2 separate regions of the Homo sapiens genome follow, and region 1 is linked to region 2. Evidence: chromatin contacts called from ENCODE Hi-C or POLR2A ChIA-PET data. All regions are on one chromosome and are shown on one strand. The core of a region is the stretch at or near the end of the contact, and the rest is flanking DNA. Distances in the headings are between cores, read along the strand shown.

Evidence for each region. A loop is a pair of places that touch in the nucleus more often than their neighbours do. ChIA-PET counts read pairs that join two places held with the same protein, here RNA polymerase II (POLR2A). Pooled maps may share reads with other maps.
Region 1: a pooled map shows a loop between it and region 2 (2.9-fold over the local background). The contact joins the promoter of NPR2 here to the enhancer-like site in region 2. A Hi-C loop is called at or near these places in 4 of 168 maps with a recorded cell type or tissue (HCT116, heart left ventricle, mesothelial cell of epicardium and 1 more), 2 of 37 single-sample maps with no recorded cell type and 7 of 50 pooled maps. POLR2A ChIA-PET finds 5 or more read pairs at or near these places in 4 of 52 experiments (GM12878, H1, Panc1 and 1 more).

The regions. Positions count from the first base shown.
Region 1 is chr9:35,787,171-35,792,840 of GRCh38, reverse strand. It overlaps NPR2 (natriuretic peptide receptor 2), which reads right to left and starts at 1,250. Exons shown (of 22, transcript NM_003995.4): 1 at 1-1,250. The coding sequence starts at 432. It also overlaps a transcript of RGP1 not described here.
Region 2 is chr9:35,845,721-35,851,779 of GRCh38, reverse strand. It overlaps TMEM8B (transmembrane protein 8B), which reads right to left. Exons shown (of 13, transcript NM_001042590.4): 7 at 5,712-5,805; 8 at 5,399-5,522; 9 at 5,169-5,311; 10 at 4,785-4,963. Among named protein-coding and RNA genes, the nearest start is that of TMEM8B, 20 kb to the right of the region's middle. RefSeq lists enhancers at 3,186-3,305, 3,336-3,405, 3,596-3,735, 4,529-5,404. Within about 2 kb of position 3,504, at least 7 of the 41 ENCODE cell types and tissues checked have a DNase peak (open chromatin) inside an H3K27ac peak, as active enhancers do; they include GM12878, where a contact is called at or near this core.

The DNA of each region.
Region 1 (5,670 bases), core at 1-2,500, 57 kb after region 2:
GGGGCCAGTGCGAACCAGGGTACGATAATGGTCATTCTTAGCCGAAAAACCAGAGGCCACAGCACCCGCAGTCAGCAGGGGAAGGCGCCAGTGGGAGGCAAAGCGGGCCACAGAGGCAGCAGGGTACACGCAACCGGGACCTAACAGCAGGTCGGGGTCATGGTACAGCTTGAGGTCCACAGCGCTCAGCGGTGCCAGGTACTCAGAGCAGGCGCCTTCCAGTTCGGAGCTGACAAACCGCAGGTCCACGGGCAGTGCCCGGCCCAGAGCCTCCACAGCTAGTGCCACAGCGGGTCCCACCCGTGGCCAGGCCCAGGCATAGCTCAGGTTGTGTTCTGGCAGCACCACCGCCAGCGTCAGGTTCCGCGCCCCGGGAGGACGCACCCCACCTGCCAGGGCTGCCACCAACAGCAGAAGTGATGGCAGCGCCATGGGGATAAAGCAGCAGCCCCACCGCCCCCAGAACTTGGGGCTGCTCTGGCCTACAGGGGAGACGCGAGCACCCCCCAGCCTGGAGCCTGGGGAAGAGGGCCAGGAAGAGGAGGAGTAGGCTAGGTAGGCTGGGATGCAGAAGGTGCTGGGGGCCGGGGAGAGGAGGGGGAGATGGGAGGAAGGCGGGGGGCGGGCAAGGAGTGGGCTACCAGCCTAGGGCAAGGACTGAGGACTGAGAACGGGGTGGCAGGGGGAGGGAGGGACCGAGGGGGCCTGCGGCCAGGATGGGGACAGTGCGAGGTGAAGAAGCCTGATAAATCTAAAGCTGAGAAGGAAAAGGGGATCTGGGACTGGGATGGGGTGGGGGTGGGGGGCGGGTGGTACAAAGAAACGGCCTGGGGGAACCTCACAGCTGAAAGGGCCGGGAGGGCAGGAGGGCGCTGCGCCACATAGGACCAAGGGGGTAAGGTGGGAGGGTGCCCGCGCCGCGGAAGGACTGGGATCATGGGCAGGCGGGGAGCGAAGCGAGGCCTGGGCCGGAGGGCAGGGGAAGGCAGGGGTAAATCTCCCTGTGAAGGATTCTCCCGGAGCTCCTGCTTGGACTAACGGGCCCGGGCGCTGGTCCCATCCGGAGCTACGGCGGCCCCGCCCGTGTCCCCGCTCCTCTCTGCTCCGCTTCTCCTGGGCCCTGGCGGCCGGCGCTGCCCGGCGCTTCCTCCCGCCCCCCGCCTGGGCCCCGCGCGCGCCGCTCGTCCGGGTCAGGTCGCCTCGGCCCGGCCCGTCTCCGCTCGCTGCGCCGGCGGCCGAGTGCGACTCCCCCGGGCAGGCCGCCCGCCCCCGCCCCTCCCCCGCTGCCTCTCCTCCTCCCTCCCGGCCCCACCCTCCGGCGCCGGCTGCCTTCCCCCACCCCCCACCCGGGCGCTCGGGACCGCCAGGTCCCAAACCCACCCCGGTGAGCACTTGGGGGCTCCGCACCAAGGCCTCGCCGGCCAGCAGGGTTCCCGGGCGCTCCCTCACTCTCAGGGCCTACCCTGGTCTCCCCCACGCCCCTGGTCCCCCTGCCGCCCCTCCTTCCATTTCCATCTCACACACGCCAGCGACCCCAGGGTTTGTCCTCTCCCCCTCGCTCAGCCCGTTCTTCTTGGGTCTCCCCTCTGAACTCCCTGAGTCCCTCAGTGGTTCCAGTCTCCAGGAAGCAGTCGAGGATCCCCAGACGTGTGGTATCCTCACCAGCCCCCTCACCTAGCAAACCATAGCGCCCTCCCGACGGCAGTGCGGCTTACTCCACCGCGGACCATGCCCGCTCCCTGGACGGGCCCCTCCAGCAGCCAGGGGCCCCTGCTGTACACTTCCCACCAGTCCTTAGAAAGTCCACGAGGCTCCTTCTTGCTTGGGACTCAACTCTCGGCCCCCCGCTGTCTCCATGCCCCCTGCCCTCCTCGTGTCCTCAGAGGCCCACCGCAGCCCGCCCGGCTTCCTCCGCACCATCTGCTCAGTCAGGGCCTCGATTTTCTTTTGTCTCCTGCACAGCGCAGGCTGGCGCCTGGGGAAAGCCTGTAACGGACCGGCGGGACACTCCCCGCAGTGGAAGCCCATCCACGCTCTCCTGGGGTTCCACCTTGCTCCCAGCTTCCCTTAGGAAGCTCTCCCTAGGGCCCTCATATCTGGAGTGCCAATCTGACCCCAAGAACAGCTTGTGAGGGATGATCTCATGGTGGCTGAGAGGGACTGCTATGGGACCTTGGGGATTTTTCTCCAACTGTCATAAAGGACATGCACATAAGCCCATTCTCTGCCCGCGCTAAGAGCCACGGTTTCTCTCCCCCCTTCAAGCTATTTCTCCAGAAATCACAAGCTAAGAGCGCTCCTGGAGCCCTGGAGTGGGGTGGGAGTGTATAGGGCGAGGACGGGCATGGTTTCCCTGAGATGAAGGCGACACCTAGTGGTTTGGTGGGGGAAATTAAGGACAATGCCACTTTATCCTTAGGCACGATATTTATTGAACACCGGCTGCCTAGCACAAGCTGTACCTGTGAATACAAAGAAAGCCGAATGATACAGCCCTTACCTTTGAGGAACATGCATTTGCAATCCCTGGGGCACAGAGGCCAAGAGCAGGCCGTCCCTAACAATGTTCTTGCCTCAAGCCCAGTAGAGATGGAAGCCTCAGGACAGCTCCTTCTTTAACGCAGAGGGGTTGGTAACTCTAGTTCCAGGCTCCCAATACTGCAGTGAAAAGGAATTTTGTCCTATCTGGCCAAGGCAAAAAAAAAAAAAAGGAACAGTCAAAAGAATGACGAGACAACATGAGAAATACTTTAGACCAAGTCAACCAAATAGAATAGTTGATTTTTAAGCAACTACACATTGTTTTATGAGACAAGCAAATCCAAAATGACAAAATTCCTGAAAGAATTACAGAATGGCAGGGCTAAGAGGATCATATAAATATATTGTTTAGCCCTCTCATTTAAAGATAATTGAAAACCAAATCCCAGAGAGGAAGGTCGCAGTGTCCTTACTTGCTCCTCTCCCCCAATCCCACATGGCTTTTTAGTTGCAAAAGAGAGATTAAAATGCAGGTTTCATGGTCTCCAAGGAGAGGCTCTTTATAGATATTTTGCTGACTCATGGAACTTACTGTAGAAAGCTGTGCTTACAATATAATAGCCACCAAACCCAGGCAAGTCTCTCTGGAACACCTGCAGCCCTCAGTGAGGATCAGCCACCACTGTCACCCAGACTCCTACGCAAGTACAAGTGCATCATATGTCATTATTCTGAACATTAAGGACTATTCTTCATTATGTTAGGGATTAAACATTCAAGCATCTTGCCTTTCCCTTTTCCTCCCAGTTGGCCAGTTAACTAGAAAGTAGGAAGGGGCCAGGCACGGTGGCTCTTGCCTGTAATGCCTATAATCTCTATTAAAAACCAAACAAATCAATCAGATATGGTGGCACGAACCTGTGGTCCCAGCTACTTGGGAGGCTGAGGTGGGGGGATCGCTTGATCCCAGAGGATAGAGGCAGCCTGGGTGACAGCAAGACCCTGTCTCAAAAAAAAAAAAAAAAAAAAAGGAAGTGGAAGGAGCCTGGTGCAGTGGCTCACGCCTGTAATCCCAGCACTTTAGGAGGCCAAGGTAGGAGGATTGTTTGAGGTCAGGAGTTCGAGACTAGGCTGGCCAACAAGGTGAAATCTCGTCTCTACTAAAAACACAAAAATTAGCTGGGCGTGGTGGTGGGCACCTGTAATCCCAGCTACTTGGGAGGCTGGGGCAGGAAAACCGCTTGAATCTGGGAGGCGGACATTGCAGTGAGCAGAGATCGCGCCACTGTGCGACAGAGCAAGACTCCATCTCAAAAGAAAAAAGAAAGAAAGAAAGGAAAAGAAAACATAAGTAAAAACTAAAAATAAAATTTAAAAGACAAAAGGGAAGTGGGAAGGAGTGGGGAGATAAAAGATAAATCCCCTAATGAGGTTTTTTATTAACACACAGTGAAAGGCTTTTGGTGTTTATTTTTTCATGTTTGAGGGAAAGCTGAAAATATTAAATAAATGAGAACTTCGGTTATGTATATATCCCACTATCCAAGCTATCACTGCTGTCATTGATATGGGCAATAATATTTTGGCTGTATTTGGTGACCATGCTGCAATACATAGAAAACCTAGGAAATCTAGATTCTACTGGCCTAAGCAGCAACCAGCTAGGGTCCAACTTTCTCTTTGTAGCACTGTCATGGCCTTCTTCTAATCCACAAACAGATACCAGCTATAATTTCTTCTGGATAGGGTCAATCAACACCCTCTTTCTTTTTCTTTTTTTTTTTTTCTTTTTTTGAGACAGAGTCTCACTCTGTTACTCAGGCTGGAATGTAGTGGCGCAATCTCGGCTCACTGCAACCTCCATCTCCCAGGTTCAAGTGATTCTCCTGCCTCAGCCTTCCAAGTAGCTGGGATTACAGGCGCCCGCCACCATGCCCAGCTAATTTTTGTTTTTAGTAGAGACAGCGTTTCACCATGTTGGCCAGCTGGTCTCGAACTCCTGACCTCAAGTGATCCACTCGCCTCAGATTCCCAAAGTGCTGGGATTACAGGCGTAAGCCACCACGCCCGGCCCCAAACACCTTATTTCTGATCCAGAACTAAACTGCAGAGCATCAAATTGGCCAGCTGCTAGAATCTCCTATGGTTTCCAAGCTGCCCTGTCCCTTCTTCAAAAGAAATCCTAATCCTGGTTACACTCAGGCCAAAGGTGCCTCAAGACCCTAGTTGAGCTCTGCAACCACCATGGGATTCGGGCTCATGCTAATTTTCGTGATAGGCTCTGATGCCCCAAACTGACAGCATTAAACGTTTTATAACAAACCTATTTGTGCAGCTGAATCTGGATCCTCAGGTTTGTTCTACACCAGATCATGCCTCCCAGGCCTACAGAATTCCAGAAAACAAAATATCTTCTCTGCTGACCTGACTAGCAGAAATGGGCTTTGACTCCATGCAATTGTCCCCTGCACACAGACGGACAGGTCCAAGAGAACCTGCCAACAGAGGGCAGAGAACAGCCATAGAAAGGTAGATCAAATAAGGCAGGAAAGATACACTTCACAACACATCTCAATAGAAAAGGAGAAAGTAATGTAGAAAAAGAAATGTAGCAAAGTATATAGAAAGCAAATAGAGACTTTACTCAAATTCTGCATTCTTTATTTTAGCCCCATAAGGGAGAGACAGAATCCTGAAATTAGGTCAAACCTCCAGTTCCCCTCCAACTCCTACTTCCCTCCCAGCCACGCAGCAGTGCACAGTATGGTTGTAGATCTAAGATCCAGTTCATCTTCTCACAGATATTCAACAGCCTCAAAGGGCTGCTGTGGGCCAGGCATGGTGACTCATGCCTGTAATCCCAGCACTTTGGGAGGCCAAGGCAGGCAGATCTCCTGAGGTAAGGAGTTCAAGATCAGCCTGGCCAACATGGCAAAACCCCATCTCTACTAAAAATACAAAAATTACCTGGGCGTGGTGGCAGGCACCTGTAATCCCAGCTACTCAGGAGGCTGAGGTAGGAGAATCGCTTGAATCTGGGAGGTGGAGGTTGCAGTGAGCCGAGACTGCACCTCTGCACTCCAGCCTGGGGGAAAGAGTGAGTCTCCATCTCAAAAAAAAAGGGGGCAGCGGTGGGCGCTGCTGTGATTGTTTAAAGGGTCAAGGGTTTTTACTTTGAATTCATATACA
Region 2 (6,059 bases), core at 2,255-4,754:
AGAAAACAAAATGAAGACGAAAACCTGGGATATAAATTGGCATCAGGAAACTTTGGGTTTGATTCCTTTAAATTTTAAGCTGCAAGACTCAAGCTTGCGTATCTATCTTCTTTCTTTTCCTTCACTTTGGAGGTAAAGAATTTTGCTCCTGCAAAAAGAGACTGCCTAAGGATGAACATGTTTTAAGTGGGTGTTCCAGGCTTTCGAAAGGGCTTGTTATTTTGGGGACATGGTTCCCTCTTAATATACTGTTAAATTGAAAAAGTGAGTTCTCAATGGGAAATTTTCAGACTTTTCATGTAGGTCCATATCAACATTAGAATGAATTTTTTTAGGTTGGGTGCAGTGGCTCACGCCTGTTAATCCCAGCACTTTGGGAGGATGAGGTGGGCAGATCACTTGAGCCCAGGAGTTAAAGACCAGCCTGGGCGACATGGTGAAACCCCCATCTCTACAAAACACACAAAAATTAGCTGGGCACGGTAGCGTGTGCCTATAGTCCCAGCTACTTGGTGGGGAACAGGGAATTGGCGGGGGTGGGGGGCAGAAGGGGCTGAGGTGGGAGGATTGCTTGAGCCCAGGTCAAGACTGCACTGAGCTGTGATCATGCCACTGCACTCTGCCCTGGGTGACAGAACGAGACCCTCAAAAATAAATAAATAAATAAAAATGGTTAAGTAATTAATGTTTGAATACACCTAAGAGACTGGTTTATTTTTCAACTATTTGTATGTGCTGATTCATTGGGAGTTAATTTAGTTCCTAAACAAATCAATATATTGGTCTTTTTCTATTTTAGCTATAGGAAATTGATTATTCTTTGCCTCCAAGACCAGACATAAGTACTATAGGCCACTAAATTACCCAATACTGTTTTATGACTTGGATTTTATTTTAAAGAACTAATTTTACATCCAGCCTTAACCAAGCACTGGCTCCATATGCTTCACTTTCAAGTATATAGAAAGAAATACCCAGAAGTTTCTGGGAGAGAGATTTGTACTATATTTCAGACAAAGGAAGATATATATCAGCAGAAAAAAGGCAAAGCTGAATCACTAAACATTGAAGACACATCTAGGGGAATAATTGAGGGCTGACTTTCTCCTAGGAATTTGCACTAAAAGAAGAATAAAGAAAAATGGAGATATTATCTCTAGAGTGGAGAGGATTTGAAGAAATCATTTCACTAATATTTTACGACTAATTATTTTCCAGGTATACTAAAAGGTCAAAGAGATTGTTTAAGGTTGTGAAAAATCCACAGGGGTAGAGTTAAATTAAAATTGTAGTGTGAGGGAATTAGTCCACTAAAAACCGTGGACTAATTTTTAGATTGGCATTCCTTTTGTCAACAGCAATAAAAAGAAGTAGAAGTGACATAGAAAAATCAGGGAATTTAAGAAAAAAAAATTAGACTACAAACTGACTTCTATTAATATAATTCTAATCTAAGTTGATAACTTTCTCAGCTTTGGCCATTATTTATGAAGCAATGTAGGGAAATTATCCTGCAAGGTTTTTTTTCTGTGGAATTTTACATTTTTGTAACAGTGCATCTAATGCTCCAAAATGGGCTATCCAGGCACTGCAGAATGTGGACTATAAACGCAAACGTAGTTAATCCATGCCCAGATTGGAATATAATGGAACTTGCTGTTACTCCCTTATTTCCTGTTTTCTGCTTTCATTTTCTCTTGGAAACAGTTATGGGATTTTGCCAAGAGACAGTGAGAATGACCTGGGATGGTCTGAGGGATATAAGGCGTAATGAGAAGGTGGGCTTGTAGCCAGGATGCCAGCAATCAGCAAGGACACCTGCACAGCCCCAGAATGCCAGCTCTGTCTGGGTCTTCTGAGATCTAATTACAAGGATTCAAGGAGCACTGTGATGGATACACAGTTTGAACAGTACGGGTTCAAGTTGCACAATTAAAATGTTTGATATCTTTGTCCTGATGGTTTCTTATATTTGGCTTAGTTGTATTTTCAGATCTCTTGATCGGCTCTTATCTTTTAAGAATTTGGTGAGAACTACTAAACTGGGGCCATGCCTTTTTCTACATACTCCAGGACTTAAGAGAAACTGAAGTTGGGTTAAAAGCATATCAATGCATGCTCACTGCCCTGGTGCAAAGGGAGCAATATCATCTGTTACATGTGAGGGATCTGGAGTCAGGCTCACCCAGATTCTAAGGTAGATACTCACCTTCTACCTCAGGCAAAATATTTAACTTTCCCTTATCTACAAAAAAAGGATGACAAGAATAAAAGCATGTATCAACTATAACAGTACTATTGTGAGGATTAAATTAGCAGTGTCTGAAACAGCACATATTCAGTGTATGTCATTTTGTTGTAATCATTATCTGAATTGTTTGCCTATATACAAAAATCAAATGCTAAGTTTGTGGCCTGTTTTTGTTTTTTCAAAACATATTTTACATCTGTAAACTCCTGAATTATAAACCTACTGTCTGCTCCTATGTTCCAGATAAGAATGGATTACTACTCCCAAGTGTAGACTGTCCTGGATTATTTGAAGACAAGGAAGAGGACTGTTATCTCCTGTCCTAGTACTGACAACTGCAATTTGACCAATGGGTCCTTAAATGGACACTGCTGCAGAATGAAATAAGTCTACGAATGGCAAGGAGGGACCACAGAGAACCTGCAGGGAAAACAGAAAACATAGTTTTATGTTCTGGCCCATGTGGAAAAGAACAGGAGTGAGAGCAGGACTTTAGGCAACAACTCAAAGCCAGTAGCTTTTCCTTATTGCCTTATTTAAGAAAATGTGAGATTTTGGCCCGGCGCAGTGGCTCACACCAGTAATCCCAGCACTTTGGGAGGCCAAGGTGGGTGGTTCACGAGGTCAGGAGATCGAGACCAACTTGGCCAACATGGTGAAATCCTGTCTCTACTAAAAATACAAAAATTAGCTAGGTGTGGTGGCATGCGCCTGTAGTCCCAGCTACTCAGGAGGCTGAGGCAGGAGAATCGCTTGAACCTGGGAGGCGGAGGTTGCAGTGAGCTAAGATCGCGCCACTGCACTCCAGCCTGGGCAACACAGCAAGACTCTGTCTCAAAAAAAAAAAAAAAAAGAAAAAAAACAAAGAAAGAAACCGGGAGCTTTTTATGTGGTGCCAGGCACTTGAGGCTCTCCTAGTACTCCTGCTACAGGGAAGGTCTTTTCAGGCTGACAGCCACTGTATCCAGATAAGGAAGAGTCATCTAGCACTGAACACTCTGGAGCCAATCAGGATACTTGTGTCAAGTCCAGAGAGTGAATATGCTCTCCCTACATGCTTCAGGCTCCTGACACACTTAGGTATTCTTACTAATTATGAATCACATTCGATCTGCATGTAGCCGAGAGTGGGCTGGTAGAACAGCTGTTGCTGGAGGATTTGGTGAGCCACAGTAGAAAGGGCATCTGGCAATACGAAAGAGAAACAGTGTCTAACATAAAAATAGAATGAGGCACTGTGGGGGCAGGCCTAAAAAGGGGCCAATCAAGCAAAACTGGGGTATATGCTTCTCACCCAGCTTAAAGGGCCAAGATCTCTCTCTGCAGCATGGTTGCAGACTCTTCTTCCTCATCTCTGGATGAATCTCCAGGAGGACCCAGGCCCCTCAGTTTCAGCACATTTGCCCCTGCTTTCTCCCAGATGAGAACTATGATTTTTCTAATTTAGACATATGTCTGACCTAGTAATGCAGGATGCCAGGAAGGCCTGTCTTGCTTTCTGTGATATCCTTGCTGACAAGGCCTGAGCAGTCTGAAACCATCTAAGAGTTTTTGCAGTGCTCACATGCATGTCACATGGTGCCAAGAGCCTAGAGATGAGTTGAAAAGATTCCCAGATGTGACACTTCAGGGGTAAAAAGTCTACTTGGGGGTTAAGTAACATTAGCAGGCTCACTTCTCTACCTTTCCTTATAGTTTCTGGACGCTTGCTTATAATGAACTTTTCTGATTATGGAGGAGTGAGGAAAACACAGGAAAGAGATTGTGGCAATTCTGCAATGGGAATGGAGGGGTTTTAAACTATATTAATCTTCATCAAAATGCACTCCTTTGAGCTGGGATGTGATATGACACTGCCACTTCCGACAATGCCTCAGGACATAGTTGAGTCTGTAAAGCTTCTCAGGACTCTGAGAGTCAGATTGTCCTATAATCCCCCAATAGAGAGATCCCCTCTATCTTTCCAAAGTTCTCATGAGAAATCAAGGTGGCATGGTGACTGAATGGGAACGCCATTTCAGACCACAGGAACGAACGTGCTAACGATGTGCAGGTCCCCAGTGCGACGGAGAAGGGGAGCTCAGAGTAGCTAGCTAGCTCTCATATCATGGAAGAATGTGGTGAAGATGAAGACACTGTGTGCAGAGGTGTGGGGGAAAGCATAGATTTCCTGCCCCCATACAGAGAACATGGTGACTGTGCAGACACAAATCCATACTTTAGGCCAGTTTCTTGGCCCATGATTTGAGTAAAGGTCCCCTCAGCCCTCAGGGTGGACAGAGTGTGGAACAGCTGGAGGCCCAAACTTACTTTATTAAGTTGCAAACAGTTTTGTTCATTTACTCCAATGTGTCTTACAAAAATGACCATTATCTATGCATGACAGTTTGGGAAGCACTGCTGTCTCTGTCTGTAGAAGACACAGTGAAGGCACAGACATTCCCAAACCCTCGGAGAACGTGGTGGAAATACAGACTGTGACCCACCACCATGCACAAGCACCCAGTGATAAGATGCAGACACCACCGCATACCGTGGAGAAGAACATGGTGAAGGTGTAGACTGCAGCTTCCAGCACATATCGACTCCGAATGGCCAGGACCACAGGTGGCAGAAACATGAGGTTGCTCAGGCAGAGCAGGAGTGTGGACAGCAGCTGGAATCCATAGGTGAGCGCATCTGCACTGTCGGTGCAGCCCCAGCCTCTCCACCCTGCGGGTGGGGAAGGCACAGAATGGAAGAGAACAGACGGCAGCTATGGGCCTACGCCACAGCTTGTGGAGGGTGGTCTCACCCCGGCTCTGCCAAACCCGTCCCCAATTCAGGCTGCGCACTCCCCTACTCCCGCCGCCTGCCCACAGGCCCAGCAGGTCCACCTCCAGTCCACCGCAGCCCGCTCCCTCGCCAGCCTGCTCACCGGCCTTGCACTCGCAGGCTGCGTACAGATAATTGTGTGTGCGCAGCAGCTTGCACTGGCCGTAGGGCCCGCAGTCGTCCACGCATGGGGACAGGAAGGTGCGCATCCGCACCTCGGCCGTCGCGTTGCGGCACCGCACGAACCTGCGCACAAACTCGCAGTCACCTGGGGCCCCGGGCCACCCCCGCCAAGTCCCGGTCCCAGCCCTGGCCCCGCCCCGCACCGCTCACCGAGGCCCCACCCCGCACAGGGAGCGGAGGGCCAGGAACCAGGTCCCCGTCTGCGGGAATGGGATTCGCAGCCTGGCAACCCTGGTGGTGGCACTGACAGAGAGGAGGAAGCCGGCCAGGGACTCTGAAGGGAGAAGGAAGGAGTCAGTGAGAGGGAGGAGGGGTCAGAACCCAAGAACCCTCACCCACCTGCTCCCACTTCCCGGAACCCTAGCCTATCATTCCTCCATTCCATCCCTCCCCACCTTCACCTCTGCCCGCCACCACCACCCCCACACTGCAGCTTCCTCTCCTCCCCCATTCCTCACCTCACCTTTGGAACAGGTCACTGCTGCATCCCCCAGGCTCAAGGGCACCTCGTGAGTCAAGCATCCAAACACCGTCACGTTTTCCTGGCGCACGGAGCTCTGGGGAGGGCAGGTATGGAAGTGAGGCCGCCACATCCTCCATCTCCACCCACCGCCACCCTCAGACTCCCACCCCTGTTAACCCACACCTTCCAAGGACAGCCCATTCCTCCCGGCGCTCTCCACGCCAAAGCTGCTCTCTCACCTCCATTCTCAGAACAGAAAAACTGAAAAACAACAGATCCTCCACAGCAGAAATCTTTCAAGGACTGATGAGACGGCAAGGCCCAATTTTGAATCTGTTCTTTGGGCAG